Linked DNA regions of Mus musculus: regions 1 and 2 are each linked to region 3. Evidence: chromatin contacts called from ENCODE Hi-C or POLR2A ChIA-PET data. All regions are on one chromosome and are shown on one strand. Each heading gives the region's core, a stretch centred on a gene start or an enhancer-like site at or near the end of the contact. The rest is flanking DNA. Distances are from core to core; before and after follow the strand shown.

Evidence for each region. A loop is a pair of places that touch in the nucleus more often than their neighbours do. ChIA-PET counts read pairs that join two places held with the same protein, here RNA polymerase II (POLR2A).
Region 1: a loop to region 3 is called in a map of left cerebral cortex, with 9 times the contacts of the local background. The contact joins the promoter of Whamm here to the promoter of Ramac in region 3. A Hi-C loop is called at or near these places in 5 of 37 maps with a recorded cell type or tissue (all left cerebral cortex). POLR2A ChIA-PET finds 5 or more read pairs at or near these places in 3 of 5 experiments (Patski and embryonic stem cell).
Region 2: a loop to region 3 is called in a map of T-helper 17 cell, with 2.1 times the contacts of the local background. The contact joins the promoter of Hdgfl3 here to the promoter of Ramac in region 3. A Hi-C loop is called at or near these places in 1 of 37 maps with a recorded cell type or tissue (T-helper 17 cell). POLR2A ChIA-PET finds 5 or more read pairs at or near these places in 1 of 5 experiments (Patski).

What each region holds. Positions count from the first base shown.
Region 1 is chr7:81,569,766-81,572,604 of GRCm38, forward strand. Whamm (WAS protein homolog associated with actin, golgi membranes and microtubules) reads left to right here and starts at 1,527. Exons shown (of 10, transcript NM_001004185.3): 1 at 1,527-2,144. The coding sequence starts at 1,557.
Region 2 is chr7:81,932,981-81,936,197 of GRCm38, forward strand. It overlaps Hdgfl3 (HDGF like 3), which reads right to left and starts at 1,479. Exons shown (of 6, transcript NM_013886.4): 1 at 959-1,479. The coding sequence starts at 1,042.
Region 3 is chr7:81,761,403-81,764,575 of GRCm38, forward strand. It overlaps Ramac (RNA guanine-7 methyltransferase activating subunit), which reads left to right and starts at 1,551. Exons shown (of 3, transcript NM_025997.2): 1 at 1,551-1,654.

The DNA of each region.
Region 1 (2,839 bases), core at 277-2,776, 190 kb before region 3:
ACACACAAGCACACACACACACAAGCACACACACACACAAGCACACACACACAAGCACACACACAAGCACACACACAAGCACACATACACAAGCACACACACTGTATTAACATCAAGGTTCTTTAGATGGAATAAACTAACAGGATGCTTACACAATGGAGAGATTGATTTTGAAGAATTAGCTCATAAGATTATGGAGGCTTCTGTGGTTAGCAAACTGAAGGCCTAGGATGGTGAAGGCCAACAGATCAAATACAAGGAGGACAAAGATTTCAGTTTTAATCTGAAGGAAGGACAAAGCTTGGCATCTGAGCCGAAAGGCTCCAATGGAGCCAGAATGGACAAAGATCCTCTCCTAGGAATAAAGTGCATTTAAAAAGGAGATATGCATATGCAGGCATTCTTTACCAAGGTGTGGTTTAGCTGCCCCTCATCTCAAGGTCCTTCCCAACAGGTCTTGTCATCTCCAGGAATAGTTACTTGCTCTGGAGGGCACAGCTTTTTAGCATAGATAATCACTTCTTCTGAGGACAGGTGTGACCTCTTCTTCAAGGTTCACCTTGCCTTAGATCATAAAGGTTTTTATGGCTGTCTGTTGTTCTCGGAATCTAAGGTGGCTGCAGGTTTAGAACTGGCATCTTTAGGGCTCATGTGAGGAAATGCAGCAGCACTTTCTATTGGCTTGTTATAATACCCCGGCGGCATGCTTTCAGTAGTGAGGCCATCCTGCTTAGCCTTGGTGCACATATATTGTAGACAAATTCCCTCTCTAGGTCTCAAATCCTTGCTGTCAGGATGATGCTTGGCATAGACTGGCTTGGAAAGCAGAAATATTTAGGCACTCCCCCTCTCCCCCATCTCAATATACCAACAACACAGCAGATACTCAGTAAGTTTACTATATTGACAAAAATAAATGTGTCTGCGATCTAGTTTTTGACACCCCAGAGCCCTCAGTAAGTAAATATTGAGTTCAAATAGAAGTTTGATCTTGCCAGTATGTTTGTTTCAGGAGCCACATACTTAATAGGATCCTGTTGAGGGAAATTCTCATTGTAATGTTGAGAACTAAGATAGGGGCTTGAGAGATGGCTCAGCAGCTAAGAATTACTATTTTTAGAGAGTGCATTAAGCTGTTAACAGCCCCATAGAGTATTCAGTTCTAGGGGACATGACGCCCTCTTCTGGCATCTGTACTAAGGTGTGATGTCGTCCTGCCCATGTATACATGGGCTTAAAAATAAAATCTTTGCCGAACATAGCGGCTGTATGCCTTTAATGTCAGCACTCAGGAGACAGAAGCAGGGTGGTCTCTTACGAGTTCAAGGCTAGCCTGGTTCACTTAGAGAGTTCAAGGTTCGCCGGTGTTGTAAAAGGGAGACTTTGTCCCGCCTCCCCGAAAAGACTTTCCATTGGCTTTCACTTAACCAACTCCAGACAGCCTCCCTCACACAGCCTATCAGAATGAGGGGGCGGGAGCTTCTGCGCCTCTGACTGACAGTAGCGGCTCCCGGAAAATGTCGTGGCCTGTCGCAGTCTAAGGGTGTGCGGCTGCCATGGACAGCGAGCAGCCCGACAGCCTGGATGGCTGGGTTCCGCTGCGTGAGGACCTCTTCCCGGAGCCCGAGCGCCATCAGCTGCGTTTCCTGGTGGCCTGGAACGCCGCGAAGGGCCAGTTCGCCGTCACCTGTCACGACCGCACGGCGCAGCGGCGGCGGCGCGAGCGGCGGGAGGCCGGCGACGGGGGATGTAGCTGGGCCGGGGTGCTGTCGCCCGCCGGGTTCCGCGGCGCGCACCGGCAGCTGGCGGCGCTGTGGCCGGCCCTGGAGCCCTGCTTCCCGCCGCTGCCGCCCGAGCTGGACGCGGCGAGCGGCGCGGGCTGGGGCCTGGGACGCGGGCTGTGGGCCCTCCTGTGGCCGCTCCTGTGGCCGGCGCCTGCGGACCCTGGCGACTCGGCGCTGCAGGAGCTGTGCCGGCAGCTGGAGCACTACCTGGGCCTGGCGGCCGAAGGATGCGGCGGCGCCACCGTGCGCGACGTGCTCTTCCCGGCCCCGGGTGACTCGGCAGACTGCGAGGGCCTGAGCGAGTTCCGCGAGAGGACGCTGCGCGCTCGCCTGGGCCAAACGGCCACCCGGCTGCACCAGGTATGAGGCCCCGGGCCGAGGGCGGGTCCGCGGGACACTCGTGATGCGCACCGGGCGTCGCTGGTGCACCTGCGCCTCTGTTGAGAGAGAGTGGGGACCTTGAAGTTGAAACACGGTGGTGGTGGTGTTTTGTGTTTTTTTGTTTTTGTTTTCTGCTAGGATTATCAGAGTTCGGCTCCGCGCCGCCTGGCTCTCTTGGTTTGTTGTTGTTGTTGTTGTTTTGGTTGTTTGTTTTTGTTTTTGAAACAGGGTCTCAATCTGTGGTCCAGGCTGGCTTTGAACTCAGGACATTCCTCTGCCTCAGCCTCTCCAGTCCTGGGGTTAGGTAAAAGTTTACTTGCAGTTCTGAGCCAGGCTCTGCGCTTCACCTTTTCCCTGTTCTGGGCAGAGCAGGATGTTGTAATGGGAAAGGCCAGAAATATGAAAGTAAAACTGAAAACAAGGCATGTCCGTCGGAATAAAAACATAAGCTAAGTGGAAGCAATTTGGGGTTCTCCGGAGAAGATGAGGGATGGCTAAAACTGTCTGAGGATGAATGACATTTAAAAGATAGTTTTATTATTTTTTCTTCAAGCAATAAGGATTTTTATTATTATCTTCAAGCAGATGGAAAGCCCTCGGGGAGTGAGGCTTTACTCATCTGCCTTTAATGGCAACAACAAGAAGGCTCTTTTGGACCAGATAATTTGAGACAC
Region 2 (3,217 bases), core at 229-2,728, 170 kb after region 3:
CTCCAAACTGCTTTAACTATCTTTTAACTGTATTCTTTTCAGTCAGTCAACCGCCAGCTATTAAATTTAAACAAATTGAAGGTGAAAGTGATTGTTTTTTTTTTTCAACATAAGGTGCGCACAGACGCGGTAGTGCTTCTTCCTCAGTAAGGATCGGAATAAAAATACTGAATGCTGTGTATTAAATGCAGATGCTTTCTAGAGAAAACCTAGCGACAGTCTTGCTGTTTAGGAAGAAGAGAGCTGTCGTGGGTTTGGTTCGAGGCCAAGAATAAGGTTCGGGAACCGACCTAAAACAAATATGGAGGTGAAAAGGCACAAGGAAGCTCCTTGAATTCACCAGCCAGTGACAGGCTATTTGGTGTCAGTTTCTAAGAACCAGGGCACCAGGGAGGCAATGGACAATGAGAGGGCAGGTGAGGCACAGGGGATCGCGCCCAGGAAACACTCAACAAGTCTGGAAGATGAAGGATGCTCTGAGATCGAAGATTGCTACCATGAGACTGCCGCTGGCCTCTGCACGACCATCCCCTTTCCCAGGACTGACCGTCACCGGCTCTCGCCGGCTGGGGGACAGCCTTTCGCTCTCCTACCTGCCTCGACGTTCGCCCGGATCAGGGCGTCTACTCAGGACCATGCTGGGAGCCAGCCGGCGCCTCCACCCCGGACCCGCTTCCCGGTCCCCGCCGGCTTCCATGAGGAAGGCGACGTCGGGCCTGTCCGGTCGAACCCGCCTTCGAACGTGGGCGTCAGGATGGCCGCCGAGCCGGCGAGGGCGCAGCCCGGAACCTTCGCCTCGGCCCGGAGCCCGGTGCGCAGCACAGCTCGCGGTTCAGCCCAGGCGGCGGCCAGGCGCGAGGCGGGCTCGAGCCGAGGTGATGGGGAAAGGGGGCGGGCGCGCCATCATGAAGGGAAAATGGTGGGCGGGCGGGCCCGCGCGCGCGGCCGCCGTACTCACCCGGGCGGGCCAGTGCGGGTAGCCCTTCATCTTGGCGAAGACCAGGTCTCCCGCTTTGTACTCGCGGGGCCGCGGACGCGCCATCCCGGTCGTTCTCCTGCTCGCCGGTCCTTGGCCGCCGCGAAGATGCTGGGAGGCCGCCCCTCCGCGGGACGACGGAACCGCGCCGCGCTCCCCGCGGGGCCTCGAGCCGAACGCTCGAGCGGCCGCTCCGACGAGGGAGAGCGGCGAGGCAGTGGCCGAGGCGAGCGGTGGGCGGGGGGCACCGCAGGCCCCGCAGATCCCCGCCCGGCTGCGGGGGATGGGAGCCCGCGTCCGGCCGCGCCGAGTCCCGACGCCGCCGCTACCGCCGCGCGCTGCTCACAGGAGCCGCGTCGCCAGCCTCATGCAGCCGCCGCCTCCCCGCCGAGCTTCTGGGTTCCGTGCGAGCTCCGGGCCTCGCGCCTCCTCCGAATTCCTCCTCGGGCAGCGACCGCAAACACGATCTTATTATTGTTCTCGCGCGCGCTCAGCATTCCCCCCCTCCACCCCTCGCCCGCCCCGCTTCCCTCCCCTCGCGCGCCGGCCGGTTAATTCCTAGGTGCACGGCCGGCTTTCTCGGAGAAACCGCGCGCGCCGCCTGGCTTGCTCCGCGGGCTGCTGGTGGGCGCGTCCTCCCGCAGCAGCGAAGCCGGTGCCCCGCGGGTGGGAGCGCCTACTCCAAAGACGCCCGCCGCCTGCTCTCTTTTGTTCTTGGCCGGGAGCTGCCTGGTGAAGCCCAGCCAATCACCACCCGGCCGCCCCTCTTTCCCCTCCTGCTCGCGCCCACCCCCTGCGGACTGCACCCCCTTTCTGACTGCCCCCTACCCGTGGGCCACTTCCTCGGGTGCTCTCTGGTGAGTTGGGGGAGAGGGGGGACAAAGGCTTCCCAGGCATGGGGGATAGCTGCGCAGGGGACTCGCTGCCTGGTCAGTAGGTACCTGGAAAGAACAAGGGCAAGGTTCTTGCCCCAGGTCTGCCTTAATGATGCAGTGTGACCCACCTAGGGCAAGCGACTTCACTGGAGTCAAGGCCAGTCCTCACCGACAGGATGGCACAGTCGGGCTTTGAACATGGATCTATATGGTTCAGTGCCCATAGCCTAAGTTATGCTTCTCTGTGTGGGGCCTTCATGGGCCAATAATTTTGGGGCAAAGGACTTACCCTGACAAGTCAAATCAGTTGTTTTCAATTCTGGTAACATACTGGAGAGCAGCTTCTAGAGATTTCTTTATACAGGTTAGTAAGTCTACGACAAACGTGTGCATTCACCATTGTTTTATTTGGATTTCAGCTGACTGCTTTCAAAAAGACATTTTGGGAGTGAGAATCTTTATAGCATTCTCCTTTGTGAGAGGTAAATAAAATAATTCACTCTTTTCTGCATCTGCTCGATGAATGGATGAATGCGCCCTGTGGAAGATCCCTGTGATCTTGCCTTCTTTAAAAGGTCCTCTGGTGCTGCACCTAGTTGGGAAGACAGCTCTCCTTTGTGAATTGCCCTCTTTGCCATTTCTCCCCTCTGTAGAAAGTGGGTTTTCCAAGCATCTGCCCCACTCACTTGTGCTTGAGAGCTGTGCTTACCGCAGCCTCTCCGTGATGGGTTTCCAGTGGCCGGCTGTAGAGTCTGGAGACATTCCGAGGAGCGTTTACTTTGTTCACAGTACTTGGCTGTTTCTTTTTTTGCATCTCTTAATTCTCCAGCACCCACCCCTCACCTTCCCTATAGGCTCACCTTGTCCTCTCTTGCGCTGCAAAATTAGTCTAGGTTTTTTCCCCCGGCTGTGATAGCCCGAGAACGAGCTTGTCACGTCTACAAGTCATATCACACACATCCTAGGTGCCATGTCAAAGCCGCATCTCTTGACAGGCCACCAGAGCCCTAACTGTCCAAAGCTGGAATGGCCGAGGCTGCCTGTGGGCTCTGGGCGGTCATGAGTAGGGGAGAGAATCAGTGTGGAAGCCATGCAAGGAAGTTAAGCTGGAAGTGATCATAATTGTGTTAAAGAGTACTCAGGTGGCCAGAAGAGAGGTTGATCTGAGGGTGCGGGGCTGGAGCGGGGTTTTCACTAAGAGAGAGAAGACGTGGTCTCAGCCATCTTGCTAACTCACAAGTGGCAAGTAGTAGGAAGAATGGTGACTAAAATATGGTTCCTTTGTTTCCAGATTAAGTAACGGGATCTTTAGCATCTGGAAAGGCCAGGCAGTCTGTGAAGAACAGGCAGGTTTGCAAGATAGGGC
Region 3 (3,173 bases), core at 301-2,800:
TAATGACTGTTTCTGTGACCTGCATCCCCACATCAGCACTGGCCTATTTTTGTTACATTGGTGTTTCTAAACTATGGCGTGGATAGTTTAGAACATAGTTCCACTGTTCATCCCACAAGTAGGTACCGAGTTATATACTAGTACTGAGTTATGTACGGTGTTATATACTAGTGTGATGTACAAATTAAAGGTGTGTATAAACAGGTAGAAAATGGTATTAACACATAAAGTTCTGAAGGTACTGTGGAACCCAGCAGAAGTAAAACTCATTCCCTGTAAAGTCTTAGAGAATGGATGTAATATCAATGTCAACATCTGGAGGTCGTGGTGGTGGTGAGGTGGTGGGGTGTGTGTGTGTAGGGGAGTGGCAATATTCTAAGCATAAGGGAACACTGGCAAGCTATAAAAACATAATGAGTATTCGTGAACTACTGCATTTGGTCTGCTTTACTGTGAGGGAATGAAAGAGAAATATCAGAAAATAGAATTTTGAATCCAAATTAAGATTGTTGGCCTTGGCAGCAAGGAGTTATTGAATATCTTGCATCCCAGTTGTGCTTGAATATGACTATAACTACGGCAGTTGTCTGGTGATATGCTGGTGAGGGGCAGTGACTTAGGAAGAAGGGCATCGGTGCTCTGTTCAGGGAGTGTAGAGAGAACTTGGATGAGGAGTCAGTGGGGATGGGAATGGATGAAAACCAGAGTCACAAGGACCAAATAACAGAACGAGACATCTGACCAGGGCGTGGAAAGAAAAGGTATTCTTTTTTTAGCTTTATTTTATTTATGAGTACACTATAGTTGTTTCCAGACACACCAGAAGAGGGCATCAGATCCCATTACAGATGGCTGTGAGCCACCATGTGGTTGCTGGGGATTGAACTCAGGGCTCCAAGAAGAGCAGTAAGTGTTCTTATCCTCTCCAGCCCTAAGGTATCCCATTTTGACACTAAACTTTCCAGGCTGATCGTATTCCCAAGAGGAGGGCAAGGTCCGGGGAGCAATCTGAGAAAAGTGGCTAGTCAACAGCTGGCATTGCCACACTTGCAAACAACCGAGAAGAGCGGAGACTTCGGGAGCGAGCGGAATACGGGCAGTGGAGGCGTGGGTTCGTCTCTGCAAACACACATAGACAACGGTGCGCAGGAGCCTTACTGCCCAGGCCGGCTAAGAACCGGGTGGGCATCGCCCAAGCAGAGCAGTCTCGTCTGCTCCTCCGCCCCGCCGCCCGGGCTCCGGCTTTGGGGTCTCCATTGACAAGCAGCCTTCCCTCCTAGTCCTACTCTCAGACTTCCCGTACCAGTGCACCAGGCACTGCCAGTTCGAGGGATTTTATACATGACGATATCCTCTCCCCGACGGTCACCAGGCACTGGCTGCGAATGACCGCACTGCCCACCATCGCCACTTTGCTCGACCCTGCGGAGCTTCCCTAGGGCCGCGCCAAGGTTCGAATGTGAGGGGCGTGGCGGGGGGGGAGGGGGAAGCGAGGATTTCTAGATCTCGAGAGACTTGGCACGAGACTCCGCCTTACACGCTCCGGAAGCGGAAGTCGGGTGGTTGAGGGATTCCTGAGCGTTTGTTTACCTTGGAGAGCCGGGTGGGGTGCGGCGGTGTGGACGCCCGAGGTCTCCAGTGCGTCCCATGAAGGGTGAGTACCGCACATGGCGGATGAATCTCCCACCCGGGGCGGCGGAGGTGATGGGGGCCTGGGGCCGGAAAGTGCGAGAGGCCGGAGGTCGCTGCCCCTCGGAGCCTCTTTCTCCGCAGCTCGGCTCCTGACGGCAGTTCTGGAAGGAGCCGCTTTGTCCCGGCCGTCGTCAGCCGCGCGTCGGCTGGCGGGCTGGGATGCGCAGTGGTTAGTCAGTCATCCTGCTCCGTGCTCGGGGCTCCGCTCTGGAGAGCAGCCGAGCCAGGGTCGGCCGACCGCAGGCAAAGCTCTGTGCGGTTCTCTATGTGGTGAGGAGGTTGGTGGGATCCAAGTGCCAGGAAGGCTGTCGGCCGCAGCGACAGAGAGCGCGCGGCCCCTGGTTGCCCGTGCCTGACCTAGCTTGTAGCTGGTGACGACCGAGGCGACGAGGGTCGTCGCCTCTCCGAGTTCCTCCGTGGAAGCTCGAGTTTCCTCGTAGGCTGCTAGGACTGAGATCCTTGGGTCTCTAATCCTGCCCACTCAGATCGAGACGTGTGTGTGCACAGCTCCTCTGCCCACGCACGCCTTTGCGGGGTGGGGAAGAATTGTCTGTCTGCGGGTTGTGTGTCTGTCTGTCTGCGGGTTGCGTGTGCTGGCGCCCGCAGAGGCCGGAAGAGGGCGTCTGTTCCCCTGGAGCTATATTACAGGCAGCTGAGAGCAGCGTGGGTGCTGCGATCTGATCTGTGGTCCATCGGAAGGGTAGTGAGCGCTCTCGACCACTGAGCTATCTCTCTGACACTTCCCTCATCTTTTGAGGTTTCTTCCAAGACCCCCTTCCCCCCAGCCGTATTTTCTTAATATTATTTATTCTATTATTTCTTTTATATGTTTATTATATAATTATATTTTATATATTATGTAATTGTGCTTTATGTGATTATTATACATATGTATTGTATATTTTTACATCATAATAACATTTTTCCCTTTCCTCCCTTTAGACCCTCCCTTTATCCCCTCAGCTCTTTCAAATTCATAGTCTCTTTAGTAATATGTAGATATATACAACCTGCTCAGTTCATATATTGTTACTTATGCGTGTGTTTTCGGGGCTAATCAAATATGGCATTAGAGAACCAGTTGGTGTGCTCTTCCCTTGAGAAGACTATTTCTCTTGCTCTCCGCATTCCTTGGTTGCCTGTAGTTCTTTGTTAAGGCCTCTTGACTTTTCCCTCTTCCACATTCTCTTGTCTTTTGGTAGTGTTGGCCTCAGCCCATATTTAATCAACCTAAACATTAAACAATATAGTTGTCTCAAATCCTTGGGTTAAGTAAAGCTTGCATTAAGGTTTTGTTTCAATTCCATTCTCATGAATAAGTATGAAGATACCTATGTGGTAGGGTATGGGGAAAATAGAATAAATTGTGCCTTTTCCTTGCCTTGTGAATGTCTGTCTTAATTGGGAATGGGGCATTCTTCTAGTGGCTTCTGTGGGTAGTTTGGAATTGTGGACACTTTTAATTAGTTGGGAGTTTTCCT